Linked DNA regions of Homo sapiens: regions 1 and 3 are each linked to region 2. The links are chromatin loops, found by intact Hi-C in ENCODE. Cell type or tissue: GM12878. All regions are shown on one strand.

The links. Hi-C counts contacts between places; a loop is a spot of excess contacts. Peaks named below come from ENCODE experiments on the same cell type or tissue, not always from the same donor. Only the 100,000 strongest peaks of a DNase experiment are listed, where the experiment ranks them.
Region 1: a loop joins it to region 2, with 4 times the contacts of the local background. A loop is called at or near these places in 5 of 110 quality-filtered maps.
Region 3: a loop joins it to region 2, with 4 times the contacts of the local background. A loop is called at or near these places in 3 of 110 quality-filtered maps.

Annotation. Positions count from the first base shown.
Region 1 is chr3:130,845,498-130,853,497 of GRCh38, reverse strand. LOC107986023 (a long non-coding RNA gene) reads left to right here. Exons shown (of 3, transcript XR_001740492.2): 2 at 4,499-4,650. LOC105374108 (a long non-coding RNA gene) reads right to left here. Exons shown (of 3, transcript XR_924486.3): 3 at 6,828-6,913. It also overlaps a transcript of ATP2C1 not described here. Among named protein-coding and RNA genes, the nearest start is that of ATP2C1, 45 kb to the left of the region's middle. RefSeq lists an enhancer at 3,237-3,316. In GM12878, no CTCF peak of the experiment used is centred here; DNase peaks (open chromatin) are centred at 3,147 and 4,268; H3K4me3 peaks cover 3,171 bases; H3K27ac peaks cover 4,102 bases.
Region 2 is chr3:130,756,354-130,764,353 of GRCh38, reverse strand. All of the region lies in intron 2 of LOC107986023 (a long non-coding RNA gene), which reads left to right. Among named protein-coding and RNA genes, the nearest start is that of PIK3R4, 14 kb to the right of the region's middle. In GM12878, a CTCF peak has its summit at 4,431 (motif pointing left); a DNase peak (open chromatin) is centred at 4,463.
Region 3 is chr3:130,945,380-130,953,379 of GRCh38, reverse strand. All of the region lies in intron 8 of ATP2C1 (ATPase secretory pathway Ca2+ transporting 1), which reads right to left. Among named protein-coding and RNA genes, the nearest start is that of ATP2C1, 55 kb to the right of the region's middle. In GM12878, no CTCF peak of the experiment used is centred here; a DNase peak (open chromatin) is centred at 4,299.

The sequences.
Region 1 (8,000 bases), 89 kb before region 2:
TGTTATAATATTCCCCAAGTATGTGGAAGTCAACATGGTTGGTACTTAGCAGCGCTAAGTGAGGTGGGAGAAGATTTTAAGTGGCATGCAGACACTACATTCAATAACACTGAATCATTTTGGATTGAAAAACATTATCTACCTTTTAATTCCTTTCCATCCTCACCCAGGAAACTTTCTCAGTTGGCTCCTAGGATGCTCTAACCTTTCTCTTAAAAGCTAATCTTCCTTATTAACAAATGAGCAGGTTTCAGGCTTGGAGGTTTTACAGGCAATAGTATCTACCTAGAATTTAATACTGTTTTGCTTTTATTAATTATTTTTACTTACGGCTAATGACAATGGTTTTCCATTTACAGTCATGATATGAACTTTTTTTCTAAATAAACTCTAATAATGTGATTTAAGTACAAATACAGAAAAATATTGAGGAATTAATCATACAGATGTGGTAAACAGTAAAAATTATGACAGTGCTATGTGAATATAGGAAATTTTAGAAATCTCTCAAGGAGAAAAGTTAGCAGGGTGATATTTTGCTATTACTAGATTGTTCAGGGATCAAGCGTGGTAAAATGAATAAAATTTAAAGCCATGAGATAGAAATTCACATCTTCCTCTGGTACTTTCTAGCTGCATGGGCAAGGGCTCTTAAGGGCTCTAAGTCTCAATCCCTTCACTTTTATATCAAGGATTAGTTATACAAGAATGTAAGGATTAGAGGCAACAAATATGCAGGTCATAAGATTGTAGACATTATTAACCTCCTTTATAACTTCCCAACAAGCTTTCAAGGTTAGTTATGATGAACTCTGACCTAATTTCTCTAATTCTGTGAGACATTAGGTCTGCAGAGCTGTAGTTGGCTTTAAAAAGAAATCAAATATATTATTTCTCTTAATTATTCAATTCACTTATATAAGAATTTAAGAACTCAGCATAATACTCACTCCCAGCTGTTCCTAGGTTGTCCCAAATGGTTGTACACTGGGGAAGGGACTACCCACCCTGTCCAAGTCAGAGGTTTTATGTTAAATTCTAATGGTCTTCTGAATGCATTTTGTAATACTTCTTCAATAAACTAAAAACAAAGAACCATAGAACTACACAAGCAATATAGCCACATCTCTGAAAACTTACAATACTGAGAAAAAAAAAATCACTCAATTCACATTCCACAGTTGTGTTCCCATCCTTTCAGCCACCTCTCTTCCTTCCATAATAAATGAGGCCTGAAGAAGCCCGTGAACATTAAAAGATTGGCAAACAAAAACTTATACAGCCCTACCACTTGGTTCTCTAGCTTTCTACATCAAAAGCAAGTGCAGGCTGAAACTTGGAAACCAAAAGTTGGTCTTTTAATGGTGACACCTTGCCTAAGTAAGATAAACTGGACCAGCCTAGCTCCCTTAGTGAACAGAGTCTGTTTGAATTTCTGGCCCTTGTAAAATTATTAAAGCAGGGCATACAAGCAGTTTCCTCTCAAACAGTAGCAATGATTTTTATTTTCCAAATTATGCATTGCCTTTTTGGGAAACCTGTCATGAGAGGATTTTCTGTCTGCTAAACCTATCTTGCATTTCCTGGAAGTGTTTTATTAAGTGGGTCATCTCATATCACAAAGGAGAAAAAAATACAGGACACTGGTGATATCTCCTGCATAGTTTTGCAGTTCTAGTTACAAGCACAATGCACAAGCAATTTATGACTGCTGGGTCTTTGGTATGGCTATACATTTGTCCTTCACATTTGTATACCACCGCCACACTTCTTCCTAAATGAATCACTAGATTTAAATGGATCAGATATTGCTACTTCTTCTAACAATTTGGTAAAATTCATAAAAATCATTTTTAGAAATGTCTTTTTTGGAGATCAAAGAAATGGAATGATATAAATCTCACACCATAAAAATGACTGCATGATTTTAAATGAGATGTGATCAGACATTTTAACAGTTTTAAAAATGCTTATATTCCCAAGTGATAGTGTCTCCTGCTGGAAATCATAGCTTTTGATTGGCTAAAAAGACTGAATATGGCAGTGCTCTACCTCCTACCTTTTACACACACAAAAATGACCAACTGCTTCTGAATGATCTTTATAGCTTGTTAATGATCTGTTTAAGGTTATTATAGTTTATAAAATGTTTTTTGTTTTGCAAATTCTGGCTATGTAAACATAACCATAAATACAAGAAGACAAGTGTACTTCTAGGGTCTGATACTTTCTTTGTTGAGATATTAATAGTGTCAAATTTTGTATCTGAGGCATTGGAAAATGATCAAAGAATTCAAAATTTAACTTTGATAGAGTAGCTCTTTAGAAGAAAGAAAGCATGTGGCTTCATTACAGAACTCCGCTTAATCTCAGGATCTGAATGTTCCAAGTTTAAATAAATTCTCACAAGCCTGCTTGCTTTCTGATTGCCAAGTCTGAACAGCCACAAGCAGGATCTGACCTGTACCTATAAACATGTAAACCAGCACAAATGAAATCACTAAGCGACGTAAAAGCAACAAGGAACAAGCACCCGTTCATTTTAAAGATAATATAAACAAAATGATACCTGTTCTTCGGCTCTTTGGTTTCTCAGCGTCGATAAATATCTCCTAATTGCATGGAGAGGATATTTTTTGAAATAAGAGAATCTAGATGGAGGCAACAGACTATCCATAGTGAGGAAAGCAAGAGGGTCCTTGTCTGCACCTCCTTGTCAGCAACCATATGAAATTAGAAACTTAGCAATTCCTCAGATGCCTAAAGATTTGTTTGTAGCTCGACAACTTCCCTCCTACAAACAAAGCAAATGTTCTCCTTGCTGTTTCCTCTTTTGGGTAGAGTTCCTGGTGAAACCAGACAGCCAAGTATGAACACTGTCTAGAAGCGTCCAGAAATGCAATGCCCAAAGGGCAATAGGAATTCAGGGGCTGGTCCACAGAATGCAAATTGCTTAGTGGTAGTGATGCGACTGTCCTATTTCTAGCAACAGTGTTCTGTTGCAAGCTATGTTAATATTAGCTAGCTGGTGACTTTCCATACCCACAGACTCTCGTGAGGCTTAATTTTAATTCTTCTGACACTTTTTCTAGTTCTTAAACAGGGCATGAGATGTGGTTTTCCCAGTTTCCTTCTAGATTTCTTATCATCATGCGCACACACAGACACACAGCTCAGTTGCGGTCTGAGCTGGAAAGTGTTGATTCATTCAGTCTTGAGAAGACTGTTATAGGGGACTTCCAAAAAAATTTAACAAATTACCTCACTCTTCATTGTTATCAAGGAGCTCGTTGTCAGCACTGAAAACGTTTGGCTTGCACTGTGATGCATTATGCAACATGCCCAGTAACCAGATACTTTACATTAATTGAACAATAGCTGCAAACAGATTCTGTTCTGAGTTAAAAGCCTTCTCTCCTTGAATCCTTATCTCAAATCCACAGGCTGAATTCAGAAACATTAACTTTCCCTAGGCTTTTAAAAACTATGAATGTAAGTGAGAGAAAATGTTTTATGTTTACTTTCTAACTCTTATTAAAAAAAAGATTCATGCTTAAAAAAAAAAGAACAAAAGAAAAATAATGCCAAGAGGTCTGTGGTCTTAGAGGACATGAAATCATAAAATTTGAAAGTTCAATATTTTCTTAATACTTTATAGAGATCACAGGGTTTTTCTAAACTAGGGCCCCAAATAGACATTACTATTTTATTATCCTTTTAAACTTTACAGTAGCTGGTTCCTTTGATGGAAACATTTGGTCACTTCTGTGAGGGGCTGTCATGTAGAAAACAGACTGGACATCAACAAAAATTATGTGACCCAGAGTTTTCTTTAAGGGTGAAAGCAAGCCCTGGTTTTTCCCTCTTCCTAGAGAGCACTGCAAGTTGCGGGGAAGAGGAGGTAGGCAGAGCTGGGGAAATTACATTGCAGCCTTAGTTGTCCCCCTGGACAGCCTCCCTGACACTCCTGGATGGGTCACCTGCCTTCAGGGAACACACTTGATGGCCTAAACCTGGTTGTGCTGCAAGCAGCCCAGGCCATCTGTCAGGTTGGCATTGGGCCCACTAGCAAGGTGATCTTCCAGACTCACCAGGACCAGCCTGGCAATTCCAAGAAGTCATTTACATATTGCTACTGGAGCTGGCTCCTAGGAGGAGGCCCTGCCCTTCTGTCACCTCTCCAGGTGCACCATGCTACATGCATACAGAGGCTCTGCACGTCCTTCTCTGTATGCTGGAGACAGCTGACTCTAATGAGGGCAAGAGAGAAGCAGTGTGCTTGTGAAACACCTGAATGCTAAGGGCACAGTGCTGCATGCTCCCTGCCAGTTCATGACCCAGAAAAACAAGAAGTATAGAAAGCCAGATACCCTGGGCCAACTTGAAGCCCTGGAAAGAGAGGCAGCCCTAGGGATTGTGGGGGCAGGGAAATGTGTCGTTCATACGAACCCTTGAGATCCACTAACTGCCCTTTTGCTTCTCTTTTTAAAAATATCAGAACCTTCAGAGATGCCTCTTTATTGTGGGCAGAAGCCAGCAGCCTGCTAAACACCCACAGCATGACTGGTGATCCAATCTTTTCCCAACAGACGAACACAAAGCAGACTTCATTTCCACAGTTGTTTCAGGATCACTTTTTCTGGGGCTGAGGTGAGTGATGAAAAGAAATGGGGAGGGAGAAATGCAGCATCCCCAAACAAAAACTGTTCTATTAGATTAAGCACAAAAAAGAAAAATGGGTGAAACAAATTCAATTAAAATTCCTTTAGGAATTTAATTGATAACGAATATAAATCGTATCTAATACTAATTGGGCCCTTTGGCCAGGTGATGTGCTAAAGTCTTTACATGTATTATCACATGTAATCCTACAGTAACATATGGGTAAACTAAAGCTCAGAGAAGGTAACAATTTGCTGAGGTCGCACAGCTGCAAAAACAGAGGCGAAGGGGATTCTAACCAGGTAAACCTGACTCCAGTATCTGTATCCAACCTGTATACTGCAGAACCACTTAACCCACTCCCAGAAATGAATTCTCAAGGACCTATTAACTTGAAGAAGGAAAGACATGGTGTTACCTTGTTAAAGAGGAATACAGGCCAGGCATGGTGGCTCACACTGGTAATCCCAGCATTTTGGGAGGCCAAGGCGGGCAGATCACTTGAGGTCAGGAGTTTGAGACCAGCCTGGCCAACATGGTGAAACCTCGTCTCTACTAAAAATACAAAAACTTAGCTGAGTGTGGTGGTGCGTGCCTGTAATCCCAGCTACTTGGGAGACTAAGGCAAGAGAATCACTTGAACCTGGGAGGCGGAGGCTGCAGTGAGCCCAGATCGTGCCACTGCACTCCATCCTGGGCAACAGAGCAAGACTCTGTCTCCAAAAAAAAAAAAGAGAGAGAAATACAAATACAGATGGCTAGGAATTTGCAGACTACGATTGGAGAGCAAGTACGTCTTCTCAAACAATCATACAACCTCCTGTCCTGAATTCTCTATAAATAATGTTCATATCATTACCTACCTCTTAAAGATTCCTTTATGAAATGATTCTGGTGATGCTAAAAAGAAGCTGTATTTGTAGATACAGATATTCTGCTTCCCAATTTTTGAAAACTACTACAATCTCAGTTTCTGTTTGACATAGGTTTCAATGGTCCGTCTATATTTAATAAAATATGAATGTGGGAATTTATGCACCCTGTTTCTCAGGTGGTAGGCATAGTCTCCTTAAGTTTACAGTATGGACATCTCTGCCATCACAGCTTGGAGAAGTGCCCTTTTTTTTTTTTTTTTTTTTTTAAGGCGTGCCATTTTTTATTGCCCCTGTGGCTCAGGTGCCTTGATGAAAGACAGCTGACCAGAGTCCTGGTGGCTACAATCTATATCTGCAAGGACTGAAGGGCCCAGTGTTTCTTCCACAAGTATATGAGGTATATTTTGCCCTCTGCAAAGTAGCACAATAAAGAGTGGAAGCAGGCCGGGCACGGTGGCTCACGCCTGTAATCCCAGCACTTTGGGAGGCCAAGGAAGGCAGATCATGAGGTCAGGAGTTCAAGACCAGCCTGGCCAAGATGGTGAAACCCTGTCTCTACTAAAAATAGTAAAATTAGCTGGGCGTGGTGGTGTGTGCCTGTAATCCCAGCTACTCAGGAGGCTGAGGTAGGAGAATCACTTGAACCTGGGAGGCAGAGGTTGCAGCGAGCCGAGATCACGCCATTGCACTCCAGCCTGGGTGACAGAGCAAGACTCTGTCTCAAAAAGAAAAAGAAAAAAAAAAAGAGTGGAAGCAGTTATCTGTTATTTTGCAGAACTCACTCCCACCCCTCGTCCTCGATAGAAAAATAACTAACAGAAACCATGAATCCAGGAAAGTCATAGGTTAAGGCTGTAATCCCACAATGAAAGGATATTTGTGTGTTCTCTGTGCTTTCTAATAATAATCTGCTTTTTTGCAAATGGCTTAAAGTATGGGGAATCCCAAATTCTTCACTTGAAAAGCAACATAATGAGGCAAAGCCAACACCAGGAAAAATAGTGGTAAGGGAGTGAGCAGAAAGATATTTTACAGTTTATTCTTTTTCAAATGTTAAAGAAGATAGGATGAAAATGTAGGTTTGTGAAGTCATCTAGCACTGTGCATTGCACACAGTAGGTGTTAAGTTAACATATACCAATGCATATTCATTGAAAGAGAATGACAAAGAAGAAAGAATTGGATCCAAGGGTTAAATACAGGTTGAGAAACATGAAACAAGAATTGAGAAACAGTGTCTCCAGGATACCTTTGAATTGATGAGATTTTCAAATTGCATCAGGACAAAAATGAAAAGCCCGCTAATCTCCTCCTTCCAATCAGTGCTAAGAGTTCCCATCAGGAAAATGACTCCATTCTCTGGGAATTAATCCAGCCTGGATACAGAGTGAAGGGCCGGCAGTTAGGATGATGGAGAAGCTGCTAGCTCAGAAAACAGAAATCATTTATTATTATGAATTCTACTGAGAAATCACTCTCATCCCACTAGATCTGTAGATACTGGTCCAGTCTTACACTCCCCTAAGGACAGCATCAAATACAATCAAGAGAGGAATGGGAGGCATTTAATATTGCTCATCAGGGCAAGTTTATGCAGCACCAGATTCCACCTTATTGCATGATTAAAGCACTTCTGCTACTTCACAGTACATTTTCTTAGTGCCCTCACCACATAGGGAATAATTATCCTACATCTGCAGATGGTGTATTTTTACTTTCCCAAAATTCACTTTCAAAAATCCCTCTATATTCCCATTACAACCATCATTCAGCAACTTTGATGTTTCTAATTGCTCTATAAACTGTGCAACTTTTATGCCTTTTGCTCTTCGGTTTCAAGTATTAATTTCTCAAATTTAACAATATTTCCACGCTCATGAGACACTTGTCCTCCACTGAAGAAAAAAAGACATTTTCTGCATAGTTTAGGCCAAACTTGAACATACATTTGAATCATCTGGAGGGCTTGTTAAAGCACAGGTGGCTGGGCCCCACCCTCAGACTTTCTAATTCTGTAGGTCTTGCGGGAGGAGCAGAGATTTTGCTTTTTTAACAACTTCTCCAGTGATGCTGATGCTGCTGGGAACCTCACTTTGAGAGCCACTGGTTTGGGAGCTATCAGGTAGGGACATGGCTGTAGAGGGATTTCCCAGGTGGAGTTTGAAAGATAGATGCCCTGTTTGCTAAAGCACTTTGAGAGCTTCCAGCAGGCCCACAATTTAAAACACACTTCCCCAGTAGGGGTGGTTTTCCTCAGGCCAATGCCCATCTCTTTTTTTGCAGCCACTTTCCCATAAGGAAATTCCTGCATATCAGTCTTCACATGGGCCTCTCATCAGGTGATATCTTGACTTGATATCTGACTGCTCCCACATTCTCTCTCACTCATTTTCTCTTGTCAAGGTACAGTGGTGCTATTAGTAGCCTTAGTTCAGGGAAATCAACTCTTGCTTTAGGCCCAGG
Region 2 (8,000 bases):
TGAACCCGGGAGGCAGAGTTTGCAGTGAGCCTAGATCATGCCGCTGCACTCTAGCCTGGGTGACAGAGTGAGACTCTGACTCAAAAAAAAAAAAAAAAAGAGTCTGCTACCAGGTGTACTGGACCTTCACTGTATGTTATTTATTTATTTTCTCTTGCTGCTTTTAGGATCTTTCCTTTATCCTTGACCTTTGGGAGTCTGATTATTAAATGTGTTGAGGTAGTCTTCCTTGAGTTAAATATGCTTGGTGTTCTCTAACCTTTTTGTATTGAATGTTGATATCTTTCTCTAGACTTGAGAAGTTCCAAGATATTATCCCTTTGAATAAACTTTCTACTCCTATCTATTTCTCTACCTACTCTTTAAGGCCAATGATTCTTGGATTTGCCCCTTTGAGGCTATTTTCTAGATCTTGTTGGTGTGCTTTATTCTTTTTTTACTCTTTTTTCTTTTGTCTCTTCTGACTGTATATTTTCAAGTAGCCTGTCTTCAAGCTCACTAATTCTACTTGATCAATGCGGCTATTAAAAGACTCTGATGCCCTTTTCAGTATGTCAAGTGTATATTTCAACTCCAGAATTTCTTCTTGATTCTTTTTAATTCAATGTTTGCTAAATTTATCTGATAGAATTCTGAATTCCTTCTCTGTGTTATCTTGAATTTCTTTGAATTCTCTGTCTGAAAGGTCACATATCTCTGTTTCTCCTGGATTTGTCCCTGGTGCCTTATTTAGTTCGTTTGGTGAGGTCATGTTTTTTTGCATGCTCTTGATGCTTGTGGATGTTCATCAGTGTCTGGGCATTGAAGAGTCCAGTATTTATTGTAGCCTTCACAGTCTGGGAATGTTTGTACCTGTCCTCCTTGGGAAGGCTTTCCAGGTGTTTGAAAGGATGTGGGTGTTGTGATCTAATCTGTATCTGAATTAGGGGTCACCCCACGCTCAGTAATATTGTAGTTCTTATAGATTGTAGAGGTATTGCCTTAGTGGTATTGGATAAAATCCAGAAGAATTCTCTGGATCACCAAGCAGAGACTTTTGTTCTCTTTCCTTACTTTCTCCCTAACAGAGTCTCCCTCTGTGTGCTAAGCCACCTGTAACTGCGGGTGGAGTGACACAAGCACCCCTGTGGCCTTCACCACTAGGACTGCACTGGGTCATATCTAAAGCCAGCACAGCACTGGATTTTGCCAAAGCCCACTGTAACTACTTGGCTACCACTTATGTTTGCTCACAGCCCTAGGGCTCTACCATTAGCAGGTGGCAAAGTCAGCCAGGCTTGTGTCCTTCCCTTCATGACAGCAAGTTCCCGCAGGCTTAGGGTGCACACAGAGATTCCATGCAGGAGCTAGGGACTAGAGTCGAAAACCTTAGAAATGTACCCAGTGTTCTATTATATTGCAGCTGAGTTGGAACTCAAACCATGAGACACAGCCTTTCCTACTCTTCCCTTCCCTTTCCATAGGCAAAGGAGCCTCACCCTGTAGCCACTACCACCACAGGCCCACTGGGAGTACTAACGGGCTACTGCTGATGTTCACTTATGGTCCAAGCACTATTCAGTCAGTTTGTGGTAAATGCTGCCAGGCCTAGGACTCACCCTTAAGGGAAATGTGCTCTCCAGTGGTCCAGGGTGGGTCCAGAAATGCCATCCAAGAGCCAAGGCCTATAATTGGGAACCCCAAGAGACTACTTGGTACTCTACCTGACTGTGGCCGAGCTGGTACCTAATGTGCAAAACTAAGCCCCCTTTAGTTTTCTTTCTGTTTTTCTCAAGCAGGAAGAGTCTCTCACCGTAGCCACTACAGTTGGGAATGTGCTGGGTCTCACCTGAATCCAGCTCATCTCAGAGTCTTACTCAAGGCCCCTGGTATACTACCTGGGTATCACTGTTGGTTATTTAGGGCTGAAGGGCTGCTTAGCTAGAAGGTGATGGATCCTGCCAGGACTGGGCCCTTCCCTTCAAGGCAGTGGGTTCCCTTCTTGCCCAGGGTGTGTCTCAACATGTTGTCTGGGAGCTAGGGCCTGGAATGGGGGCCTTATGACTCTTACCAGTGCCCTATCCTACTGTGGCTGAGCTGGCCCAATATGCACGACAAAGTCCTCTTTACTCTCCCCTCTTTTCTCCTCAAGCAGAAGGAAGGAGTCTCTTTTGGAACGTGAGCAGTGCTGCCTGAGTTTATGGGAGGAATAGCACAAGCACTCTCTTAGCCACTTCGGCTGGCTTCTTAGTAGGTGGTGTACCCCTCAAGTCCACTGGTTACGAAACCAGCTCAGCACTATTACTCTCCTAAGGGTTGCAGTCCTTGTGGCCTAGACTGTCTTTCAAGTTTATTAGGGCCCCAGAGCACTTTAGCCCGTGGTGATGAGGCTTGCTGAAACTCAAGTTCTGACCACGGGAATGGGTAATTTCCCTCTGGCTAGGGCTCATCTAGATGCTCCCTCCTTCAGCACACACTGGCTGACTTCAGCTGGGTTTTGCTTTCTGCTGTGATAGGACAGCACTGGGTTGAATGCAAAGTCTCACAGTCGCTGCTCTTTCTCTCTTGCAAGTGCACAGATTCTTTCTCTGTACCATGCAGCCACTGCCAGGGGGATGGGGGAGGAGTGGCATCGGCGATTCAAGACTGTCTTTACTACCCTCTTCAATGCCTCTTTCAGTGATATGAAGTTCAAACGTGGTACCGTGAGTGCTCGCCTGATTTTTGGTTCTTAGGAAGGTGCTTTTTGGGTGTAGATAGTTGTTAAGTTTGGTGTTCCTGTTGTGGGGGACAATCAGTGTGGAGCCTTCTATTCAGCCATCTTCCATTAGAGCTCATTTGTGATGGGCAGGTGGGTTAGGGGGACAGCTCCTCAGCTTCCTGGTCTGATGATATTTCCTAGTGGTTATCAAAAGCCTGATGTTCCAAGAATCTATCCTTGGTTTAGACACGGATTTGGGTAACTGCCACCCTTAGTTTCATAAGAATGTGTTGTCATTTACATCTGAGGTTAGAATTCAAGTAGGTACAGGAAATTCCTAACCAATTTCCTCTCTTAACTGGCCAGGTGAGGTCAAATAAATAGGGAGATGAAAAAAGTGAACAATAAGTTTATATAGTCAGAGGAAGTAGTAGTTATAGTGGAGATGTTGGTGATGATGGTGATATCGGTCATCTGGGTAACACTGATGCAGCCATGATGTAGGAATAGTAGGTGTAATCTTGACAAATGCCTGTGATGACAGTTATTGCCTGGGGCTGGCTTTTAGTTGATCTTTTTCACATGATAGGTGGGTGAGTCAGCTACTTTTAAAAGGCTAAGAACAGAGGGGACATGTATAAATCAAAATTTTATAAATTAAATATTTCCACTTTGATTCATACTATAATTTCAGAGACATTCAATCTTTATTTCTGAATGACCTTTCATTGTCAGTGATGGAGTATTTTAGCCTTAAGTTACAATGCCCTGTTGCCTCTGTAACATGTAGTTATTTTGTAAAGAAATTCCTAAATGATTACAGGAACTCATATTTAAACAATCATTTTGTAAAGAGTAATTGTCATATTTGACATATTTCTATTTTTCATCAGATGAAATTTTCTTACACTGAGAGTTCTAAGAGAAATATACTATACTATCCCAAGGCTACATAACTTGTGAGGAATAATATTTAAAAGGATTCAGAGATAACTTATTTGTATATTCCATTTTTTTTCCTTTGGGTGTTGACAGTTTATTCATTTAGGAAATGAAAAGAAATAGCAAAAATGTGATAATGATATTCTAGACATTAAAATGAGAAAAATAACATTTTGTAGCTACATGAAAATTTTTCTCTCTGGAGTTTAAAATGCTGAAGAGAATAATAGAATTATTCTCTCATCGATGAGAATAATTTCATTTACAGTCAATAAAAATATATATTCCATCACAAGCTCTCCATTGTAAATGTAAATAAGATATACTATGCAATAAATCTCTAAACAACCTACTCCAATAATTAAAATTATTTTATTTTCCTTTTTAGTATTTTTTGTCATCATCATCCTGTGATTTTTTTTGCTGAGCAATATTATATGCCTGGTTCCATGCTGGACTTTTATATATATATGATCCCTGTTAATGCTCACAACAGTCCTATGTGGTATCTGTAATTGCCTCTGGCTTTACAGATAAAGAAACTGAGACTCAAGAGATTTTAAACAACTCATCCAAGGACAGTGGTGCACAGAGGAATGACCCCAGGTCTAAGATCATGTTCTCAAATACTGCACGATATTTGACCACAAACATATGTGATTTTCAAGGAGCATCTGAAGTCATGTAAAAAAATTCCTGTAGCTGTTTTATTTATAGTAATATTATATCACAAACACTTTCCGTGTTTGCCACATAACTTCTTAATCAGACGTCCTGTGCACATTTGCTCTGAGCCTCCACTGGGGTGCACTGCCCTCTAGTGGAATTCTATTCTTCAGAAACTTTTTGCCCTCTTTCTGCCCCTAGGATAAAAAGTTGTTTTCTTGTTGCATAACTATTTATTGTTACTGCTTTATTTTAAACATGATAAAATGTTACAAGGTCTTTTATCTTGTATTCTTTAATGTAGAGAGATATGATTATTCCTATTTTGGCGGGTATGTGGAAAATAAATTGAACCCCAGAGAAATTCAGAAATGTACTTCAAGAAAGAATTCATTGTTCCTCGCGTTGAAATAAACATGGCGCCACTATTTCCTGAAGTTAACAGGATATTTAAAGCATCTCTCCTAAAATTACATTTAAAGGCTTGAGGATATGTCAAATTGTGATAGTACCAGCACTGAAAGACAAAGTAGACTCTCCTGGGATCCATAAATAACTTGGAAATATATTTAAAACACAAGAAATTCAAATAGACCAGAATTTGTTTCTGTCTGAGCTCAGGTTAATTCCTCATTTTTAAATATGTTTCTTTTTCTTTTCTTTGTTTCTTTTTTCTTTCTTTTTTTTTTTTTTTTTTGAGACACAGTCTCACTCTGTTGCCCAGGCTGGAGTACCGTGGTGTGATCTTGGCTCACTGCAACCTCTGCCTCCCAGGTTCAAAGGATTCGCCTGCCTCAGCTCCCAAGTAGTTGGGACTACAGGTGGGGGCCACCACGCCTGGCTAACTTTGTATTTTTTTATAGTAGAGATGGGGTTTCACCATGTTGCTCTGGCTGGTGTCAAACTCCTGGCCTCAAGTGATCCGCCCACCTCAGCCTCCCAAAGTGCTGGAATTACAGGCGTGAGCCACCCACGCATGGCCTAGTTTTTAATATGTTTCTAATGAATCTTTTTCACTTTGATATTGTTAAAAATCCTCACAGTATTAAAATGCATAATTGGATAGCTTTGTTTTAATTAGGAAGGACTTTGGTTAATATCGCATTGTTTTAGAGAAAGCAACAGGGATAATGTTTTTTGTTTTGCTTTGTTTTTAGTGAATTAGGCCATTATTTCTGCTACTGTTCATCAGAAAAGAAGCCCTGGGCAAAATTGCTGATGCTATCACATGGAAAAGGGCTGACATGAGTTGTAATTGCTTTGTGTGCACCCAGTGGAACATGCTGTGGAGGGGAGGGGAAAACCCTTCAGCTTCATCTTTACTAGAAAGCCAGCTCTTCAAAATTAGATGTCTTCTTGTGCTTAGTGAATGACCAATATGAAAAAGGAGAAGCAGCAAAGACAGGGTTATATAGCATGTATAACATTTAATAAAAGAGAGAATCATCCAAGACTTCCTAAGGAAATTATATTGATATCTCTGTGCTCTACATTAAAATTGTTTATTTTCTTTGAGCTTAGGTTTCAGGACAGGTAAGAGGATGGTCAAAACTAACATAAAGCAATTTTTAAGACAAATACTCTTCCAAGTAGTACACAAATAAGTTACCCACACAAGGGTAAAAAAAGACGATGGCAAAATGCCTTCAAAGTGTGGAAATGTAGGATAGGTAAAAATCATGGATTATGTATATTGATAAACTCTTTTGTTCACCGAGAATTGACATTCAGCATATTATATACGAAATGAAAATTTGCCTAGGAAATGATCTTTGCTATTTGTAGACCATGCCATATATAAATACCACATTGCAAATAAAATCTTATAGTTAGAAGACTTGTAGGAAGTTGATGTTTTCTATAGGTTCCTCCCCTTACGGTTTAATTATTCTAAATACTTGTAGAGTGTTAATATTATAAGGCAGGATTTCTCAACCTCTATTATGTTACCGATAATTCTGGTTCCTCCCCCTACAGTTTAAGTATTCTAAATACTTGTAGAGTCTTAAAATTATAAGACAGGATTTCTCAGCCTCTGTTACCGATAATTCTCTCTCTGTATGTGTGTGTGTGTGTGTGTGTGTGGGTGTGTGCGTGTGTGTGTGGGTGTGGGTGTGTGTGGGTGTGGGTGTGGGTGTGTGTGGGTGTGGGTGTGTGTGGGTGTGGGTGTGTGTGGGTGTGGGTGTGTGTGTGTTGCTTTTCTATGAATTGTAGAATGTTTAGCACCATCCCTGGCCCCTAAGGCTAGATGCCAGTAGCAAATACTACCCATCCCCCATATGACAATCAAAAATGTCTCTAGACATTGCCAATAAAATCAAAACACTTGTATATATGGCATGGCTGTTCATTCAAGAGATGAGATAATGGTATAGTATTACAGATTGTGTTTTTCAAAGATGACTGCTTCAACATATATATATATGAGATATATATGATAAATATATATAATTTCATATACATATAACATATATGTATATATATCATCTTGCTTGCTTTTCCTATAATGTGACCTTGACATGCATCAATTGAAAGGTGTGTGTGTGTGTCGGGGAGAGGGTATCTATGCTCCTTTCCCTTGAACCAGGTTGTAACTTTGTAACTGTCTCACTGAATATAAGGTCTATCACTGAAGCTAGGTTATAAAAGGCAACACGGCTTCTACCTGGATGTCTCTCTCTCTGGATGCTTGTCCTAGGAACCCATCCAGAATGTTGTGAGGAAGCCTAGGTCACAGGAAGAGATTATGTGTGAGTATTCTGGCCAACAATCCCAGCTAGGCCTCCACCACAGCCAGCACTGACCTCTAGACATATGAATAAGAGGGCCTCCAGATAATTCCAACCTCTAGTCTTTAAGGCTTCAGCTAAGGACCCAGAAATCATGGAGCAGAGGCAAGCTGTCCCTGTCTAATTCCAGATCCACAGAAATAGATGGACAATAAATTTTTTAAATTACTTTCAACTACTAAGTTTTAGAGTAATTTCTTATACAGCAATATATAGCTAAAATATATAGTTTGAATCAGATCTCAAATATGTGTGTATATATAATATGTATATAATATAGATGTAATTTTTTAAATAAGCAGAGTCTAATATTATTGATTAGGATTAAGATTGGCCAATAATACTGATTTTACCCTGTCCTTCTCCACAACATACAAGCATTCCAAAAGGAGAAAGAATCTCTGTCTTCCCGAGTTCCATTAAAAAAAAAAACTAAATGACTAAAAACAACCAGACTCATCCCATAACTACCAGGTCCTTCTCCCATACCACTACTTTATCACTAGTGCACAAAACATCATATTGATTTATGATATGGCAAGCACTGTCAAACTGAATCAATTAACATTTTAGGGCCATTTCATTCCTACAAGCAAACCACATTCAGCTGCTAGAAACACATGAACTAAAGGCCATGGATTTGGTTTTATTTTCCAAGCCACATGGGCATACCCACCTGCTACAAACAAGAGACCCGTAAAGGTCAGACTATAATAAAAAAGCCATCTCCAGTATAACTGCAAACTCTGCACAGTGACATCCCCTGGAATTAAGTGACTTCAAAGTTCTAGAACAAGATAAATTAGTCAACTTTTTATACTACTTTATCAGTAGTGTAATCTTTGGTTACAAATACAGAAAATCTAACCAACACTGACTTCAACAAATGTTTCTTTTTCCCATGTAATAAGATGTTTGGAGAT
Region 3 (8,000 bases), 190 kb before region 2:
TCATTTCATCATTTTGGAATCAATTTTCATAAAATCATTATTGTTATACATGCCGTTTATTCCAAATTACAATTTGCAAGACTCAAAAATGTATACAAATGCTTTCATGCAGATCATAACTATCATAATATCTTCCAACTCTGCAACAGGGCTCAGTTTTGAAGGCTTCACTCCTGACACAGTATTTACCTACCCAAGCATACAGAAAAAAGAAAAAAAAAACAATTTTATGAGTATAGATACATACACACATACATACATATATACATACATACATACATACATACATACATACATACATACGAACAAGTGAGGGAGAGGACTAGGGCCAAGTAAGTCAGAAATAGTTAAGAGTTAAACAGCTTCCTCTACTGCAGTGCTCTCAAAACCTTCAATACATTAACATGAATCACCTCAACAGGAATACAGATATACAGCAAAGCTTCTGAAAGGAGGACAGCATCACATCCACTACCTCAGAACTTGTTAGAAGTTAAGAGTCCTTTGCTCCACCTCAAACACAGGGTGGAAAAAGTAAACCTAACAGACAGTATTTACAAGCCCTCCAGGTGATTCTGTTGCAAATTTCCATCCATTTTATTCCAGAAGCATTTATTCAAGGGTCCTTAGGATACTCTGTAAGAAACTAGGAATTAGTTCATGACTTTACTGATTTTACAGGCTCATTCATTCACCCAACAAACATTTACTGACTATCAGTGTTAGGCACTGAGCAAGCTCCTGGTAAGAAAACAGGATAAATTACTGCACAGTATCACTGATATTTTAGGCTGAGTCAGTATTCTCAATCAGGCCTTTCTTAACTCTCAGTTCACACTATGTACCAAGTATTCTAAATTTAAATCTTCTTTTTCTTTTCTTTTGGTGGGGGGTGAAAAGTTATAAATTACATCTTTTCAAATGGTTCACTTCTGAGCATAAAAACCTCAAATAACCTCACGTAAAATGATTATTAAAAATTGGTTCACAGAATCTTCATCTCCTCAACAAAACTGTTTTAATTTGATCAACAACATTCCTACATTCACTTAACAAATATTTATTACTGCTTACAATGTGCCAGGCCCTGTGCTTTATCATACACAGTAGGATAATCAGCAGTGAATGAAACAAAGTTTCTACCCTTGGATATTAATGGGAAAGTGATTTTAAACAAGCACGAGTATATAACATAATGCCAGGTAGAGGGAAAACAACAAACATAATAAAGATAGAGCCACATTTTAGAAGAAAACATTCCCCAAAACCAGGTAATCCTCTGCAGAGCCCTGACAGACCTGAGAGCTCCAAGGCTGGGCCATAATTAGGGAGAGTGGATTTCATGTAAAGGCAACAAAAAGTACAAAGACCTTGGGGACAGGAACATGCTTGGTGTGTTTGTGTGTTAGGCAAACATAACTGCAAAAATAACAGTTTACAATAGGTTGTTAAGTTTTAAAATATTCATCATGAAAATAAATATAACTCCAAAGAGACAAAATTGTGCTAGCATTTCCCAGAAGTTTAGATAATATGACAGTGGAATGCATTTTAGTATCAAAATAAGCTTACAAAAATTATTCTTTAAAATACAGATCAATAGTCATTTAGACTTTAAAGGATTTTGCATTTAACATTAATTGTGTATACAAACACAAACCAGTTAATAAATCTGAGTTCATTACCTTAACGCAACTGAAGATTTAAAAAACACCTGTCATGTTCAAAGGCAAGTGAATTTTTCTTTATTAAAGAAACATATTTATTTGACTTTTATTTCCACGTTAACCTTGGAACTATTTAACTTTTCACACTAACACATTTATTAGCAAGGTAAGAGAAACAAATCTTAAAATGGGCCCTTCTTCAAAGATAATGCCAATACTAAAAATCAGCTGACATTTCATTGCTTACCATCTGCTAGGCACTATGCTACATATCTATGCTAAATTATCACATTTAATCCTACTAACAACTCCTATGAGGCAAGTAATTACTATTATTATCTGTTTTACAGGCACTGAAAGGTTAAGTAACTCATCCAACGTTATAGAGGTACAACACTATGCAGATAAAATTCCAGTGTTGAAAGACTTTAACTCCAGATTCCTCTTAATTATTTAGAGGATCAATCTGCAAATTATTTCTCCTCCCCAATTTTGTAACCACTTATAGAAAAAGACAGTATAACACATAAAGCAAAGATATGTAAAAAATTATGTATTATCTGAATTACAAGTAAATTTATATAAGGTTCATTTTATTTAGCAAGCTCATATTTAATGCTTGTTACAACAGTCAGAGTTGCACGTAACTTTCCAAGATCTTAATTAGGAAAGAGACCCACTAATATTTAAAAATACTTGTAGAAATTTACAGAATTCCTTCTGTAAGAGAAGTAAAACTCATGTTTTCCCTTTGAAGACTTTTGCTTTAAATGTAAATCTTAAACATGGATAAATACTAACATGAAGTGACTAACAGAGAAGGAATTTTTTTTTTTAATCTGTTGTTTTTAAAAAGAGAAAAGCATGATTTCATGGCTCTGTCAGCAACCTAGCTCTTTGGTTTCAGCCTCAGAACAACAATCACTTAAGAGAGCCCTTGTCTGGTGGAACAGACAAGCTGATGTGGAAGAAAAAGGAGCTCAGGACCCTAATTTTTTCCTATATCATTATAAATTTGCAACTAAAACTCAAATGATCATGAAATTTGTCTAAATCTTACAATGTCCCAATCTGCAAAGATTTCAACTATCTGTTGAATACGAATACTTTCTAAGTCACAAGTTATTTTCTCTTAATAGTGATTGCAAGAGTTTTCCTAGGAAGTAGTTTTGAGGGAGTAGAGGGAAAGAAAAGGTGGAATTTAATAAATTAGGCAAGCCTATTACAGTTTAATAAAGTCACAATTTAATTCGTCTGAGAAGAAAGATATTAGAGTCATTATTCATTGCATTCATGAGAGAGGGAAAGGTAGGATAAAGTGAAATCAAAGAATCAGGCAGCCCCATGACAGCCAGCCAGAAGTTTAAGTATTAAACCCTCAGAAGACCTGTTAATGAACAAGAAAACTGATTTTCACTTTCATTCTTCTTCAAGCAGTCTGGTGGAGGTGTGAATATGCTATAAAACAGTTCAAAAATCAGAATATAAATAAGAATCAAGACGACTATATAATCCACAGTCTAAATATTTAACATGTACACAATAAAAATGATTGGAAAATTCACAAGATTATTATTCCCATAAAACACTAGAGAGAAAGAAATCAAATGCCAGTCACAAAGGTTTCCTGAAAGGCAGAAAGTACTTTTAAAAATTCAGGTTAATATGGAACAACTGGCAGCTACAAATAAGTTCTTAAGCTAAAGAACGGTTTGACATACGGTACACTGATAAGGCAATCACCTCTCGAGTCTAGAATTAAAAGCAAATCATTAAAATGCAGATTAGAAATGGATTTCTCTCCCCAGAAAACAATCTTCCAAAATATTCACCTGTAGCTGCCTGATCATGATAAAATTTCTTACTTCTGTTCTCAAAAATTAACATACCTCACTGTTTATGCAAATGAAGAAAAATGTAATTTAAAATCTTCATGTATTTAACTTACTAACACTCAAAGCCAAACCAACCAAGTGTTATGTTACGTATTACTGAAAACGATATATGAAATTAATTTTATCCCGTGGTAGATGCTTACATAAATTGCTAACTTTCTGATTCGAGTATACAGAAAGTTATTCAGAAGATACAGCTGTTTCATCTACATTGAAAATGTTCGGTACAACCACCTTCCTCAATGATCTTAGCTACATCTTCTGAATAACTTGCTGCAGCTTCTCCATCAACATCTGCTGCTTCATCTTGCACTTATATGTTACAGAGATGGCTTCTTTTCTTAAACCTCACGAACCAATCTCTGCAAGCTTCAAACTTTTCTTTGGCAGCTTCCTCACTTCTCTCGGCCTTCACAGAACTGAAGAGAGTTAGGGTCCTGCTCTGGATTAGGTTTGGTTTAAGGAAATATTGTGGCTGCTTTTATGTTTTATCGAAACCTTTCAAACTTTCTTCATATCCACAATAAGAATGTTTTACTTCTTATCATTTGTGTGTTCACTGGAATAGCACTTTTAATTTCAAGAATTTTTTCTTTGCATTCACAACTTGGCTAATTGTTTGAGGCAAGAGGCCTAGCCTTCAGCCTATCTTAGCTTTTGACATGCATTCCTCAGTAAGCTTAATCATTTCTAGCTTTTGACTTAAAGTGAAAGACATGCAATTTTTCCTTTCACTTGAACACTTAAGAGGCCACTGTAGGGTTATTAATTGGCTTAATTTCCATATTGCTGTTTCTCAGAGAACAGGAAAGCCCAAGGAGAAGGAAAGAGCAGTCGGGCAGAGCAGCAGTAGAAAACACGCAACATTTACTCATTACATTTATAGTCTTACATGAACATCGTTAATGATGCCCCAAAACAATTTTAACAGTAACAGCAAAGATCACTGATCACAGATCACCATAATAGACATAATATTGAAAAAGTTCGAAATACTGTGAGAATTACCAAAATGTGACACAGAGATACAAAGTAAGCACCATGCTGTTGGAAAAATGGTGCCAACAGACTTGCCTGACACAGGGTTGCCACAAATCTATTAATATATTTTTTTAAATGCATTATCTTTGAAGCATGATAAAATGAGGTATGCCAGTACAATCTCAGAAGGAAAAAAGAGAAGGCGACAGAAAGAATAGCTGAAGATAAAATGGCTGAAAACTTCCCCAACTTGATGAAAGACATAAATCTACACAACCAAGGAGCTCAATGAAATCCAAATATAATAAACTCAAAGATATCCACAATTAAACACATTATAATCAAACCATTGAAAGATAAAGACAGAATCTTGAAAACAGCCACAGAAACAACTTATCACATAACAGAATTTTCATTAAGATTAATAATCCTAATCAGAAACCACAGAGGCCAAAAAGAGCAGACATTTATAATATTCAGAAAAAAAAAACTGTCAACCAATAATTTTCTATCTGGCAACATTATCTTTTAAAAATGAAGGAGAAATTTTTAAAATCCTAAATAAACAAAAGCAAAAAGAGTTCATCACTAGTCAGACCTGACTCATAAGAAATGCTAAGAGACAGCCCTTTAGGCTGAAATAAGAAAGTAGAAAGTAACTCAAAGCCATATGAAGACATAAAGAATTCCAATGAAGCTAACTATGTAGGTAAACATAAAAGTCAGTATTATTGTATGTTGAGTTCGTGACTCCTGTGTTTGCTTCCTATATAATTAAACTTATAAATGCATAAAATGCTTATAAATCTATATTAATGGGCACAGAATGCATAAAGATGTCATTTGCAAAAATAACAAAGATGAGGGAGGTGTGGGCTGTACGATTTTGTATGCTACTGAAGCAAAGTTAGTATCACTTCAAATAGATTGTTATAAGATTAGGATGTTCATTGTAATCCACATATAATCACTAAGAAAATAAGTAAACAGTATGCACAGAAAATAATTTGAGGGAATAAAAAAGGTACATCAAAAAAAATCAATTGGAGGGGCGTGGAAAAAAAACAAAGAAGGGCACAAAGGAGAAACTGAGGAACATAAAAAGATAACACAAATAGAAAACAAGTAACAACAGAAGTCCTTTCCTATCAGTAATCACTGTAAGTGTAAATGGATTAAATTCACCAACTATGTGATATAAATCCTTACAATGGAAAATTATTTGGCAGTAAAAAACAATGACATACATGAATGAAGTACCTAAAAACATTACATTAAATGAAAGAGGCCAGACATAAAAGACTACATATTGTATGATTCTACTTATATGAAATGTCCAGAATAGGCACATGTATTTCAGTGGCAAGCAGATTAGTGGCTGCTAGAGGCAGGGAAAATACAGAATGAATGCTAAGAGGTAAGGGTTTTCCTTTGAGAGTGATGAAAATGCTCTATAATTAGACTGTAGTGATGGGTGTACAACTGTGAATATACTGAAAACCACTGAACGATACACCTTAAATGTGTGAACTGTATGATATGCACATTATATCTCAAAAAAGCTGTTTTAATAATTTTTTTTTTTAATGTGGTGGATGGACCAGTGCTTTTGGCATGGTCTAAGAGCTGGTTAAGTATGCGTAATCTCAGGCCCCACCCTACACCTACCAAAACAGAGCCCAGCTGATTCCTAGGCACATTAGAAGTTGGAATGCATTGCTCTAGGGCAACTCTGTGTCACAGTGACAAAACAGGCCTGAAAAAATCAAGCGGCTTGCCTAGGCTCACATGGTCAATTCATTTCATGAGCAGACACATATCATTCTTTGAATCACAGTTGTTTGCAAGCTGGTGTCTGCCAATGGAGAGGGCTCAAACTGTCTTTTTCACTTCTAAGCCCTGAAGCCTGATACAATGTGCTGTACATGGTTTTCAAATATGTGCTAAATGGCGAAAATGGTTTCATAACAGACTGATTTCCTAAGAAATGGATTACAATTGCCTAAATTAGCTTCATTACCAACATAAGTAAATTTAAAATATCACTACATGCTTACATTTTATCAAATATTTGAAAACATTCTTTTTTGAAAAAGCATACCAAACCAAATCAGAATTGTAACCTGGGTTTTACCAGAGTATTTTTTCATTGAGTAAATGGAACATGTATTTTATTAACTCAGGAAATCAGAATGCTTGACACAGAGTGATTGCTCCAGTAATGGATTTACCCAACGTGGAGGAAGCTGCTTGTTAGCGGGTCTTAACAACAGACTGGGCAAGAATGTGAGCCTCACAGATAGGAACATAATGGCTACATGGGGTTCCAGTCAAGGAGATTATTTCTGACTCCTTCAGGTGGCAGGTAGCTAAAGTATATCTGTGCTGGCTCAATGATGCCCATTATCTTTGGTTTTTACTTCTCCTTAGAACTAGGGAACAGAAAGGAACAAGCCCTGAAAACACCAGAAACTACTCACTGAGCCAAACTGCTATACTATAACAAAGTACAAGGATTCATGAGATTAAAAAATGGCTCACAATATAATGCCCACTGGCGTGTTCTTAAGTTTGAATTCCTGAGCTTGGCCCCAGTTAGACCCTAACTCCTAATAGAACTAACCTTTCTGCCCAGATTAAAATGGTCTGATAATCCAGTATCATAAAAACAGCTTAATCTTGGTTGCTAGCCCAAGTGGTAATTCTCTGAAAGAAGTCTGATACATTTAGAAAATCATCAGATCAAAAATAGGTTTAAAAAAATGATGGGGGCCAACTATAAGCACATGAACCACAAAGCAAAGTGTCAATGGACTTATTCAGAACTTCAAATGAAAGAAAATCTTGCTATCATTTCAAGCGATGTATTATTCGGCTTAGAAAGTTATAGCTGAGAGAAGTAAAATATTTTCAAAAGACCAAAAAAAAAAAAAAACCCACAACCTTTTTCCATCTGACCCTCACGCTGTTTTTTCTTACAAAGAGTTCTTTATCCAAATATTGATATAGACTTTACCTGGAACAACACCAAAAATATGCTGTGTTTTCACAAAGGCAAAACATACTGTTCAATGATAGACTGGATTAAGAAAATGTGGCACATATACAGCAGGGAATACTATGAAGCCATAAAAAAGGATGAGTTCTTGTCCTTTGTAGGGACATGGATGAAGCTGGAAACCATCATTCTGAGCAAACTATCACAAGGACCCAAAACCAAACACCACATGTTCTCACTCATACGTGGGAATTGAACAATGAGAACACTTGGACACGGGGTTGGAAACATCACACACCGGGGCCTGTCGTGGGGTGGGGGGAGGGGGGAGGGACAGCATTAGGAGATATTATCTAATGTAAATGACAAGTTAATGGGTGCTGCACACCAACATGGCACTTGTATACATATGTAACAAACCTGCATGTTGTGCACATGTACCCTAAAACAAAGTATAAT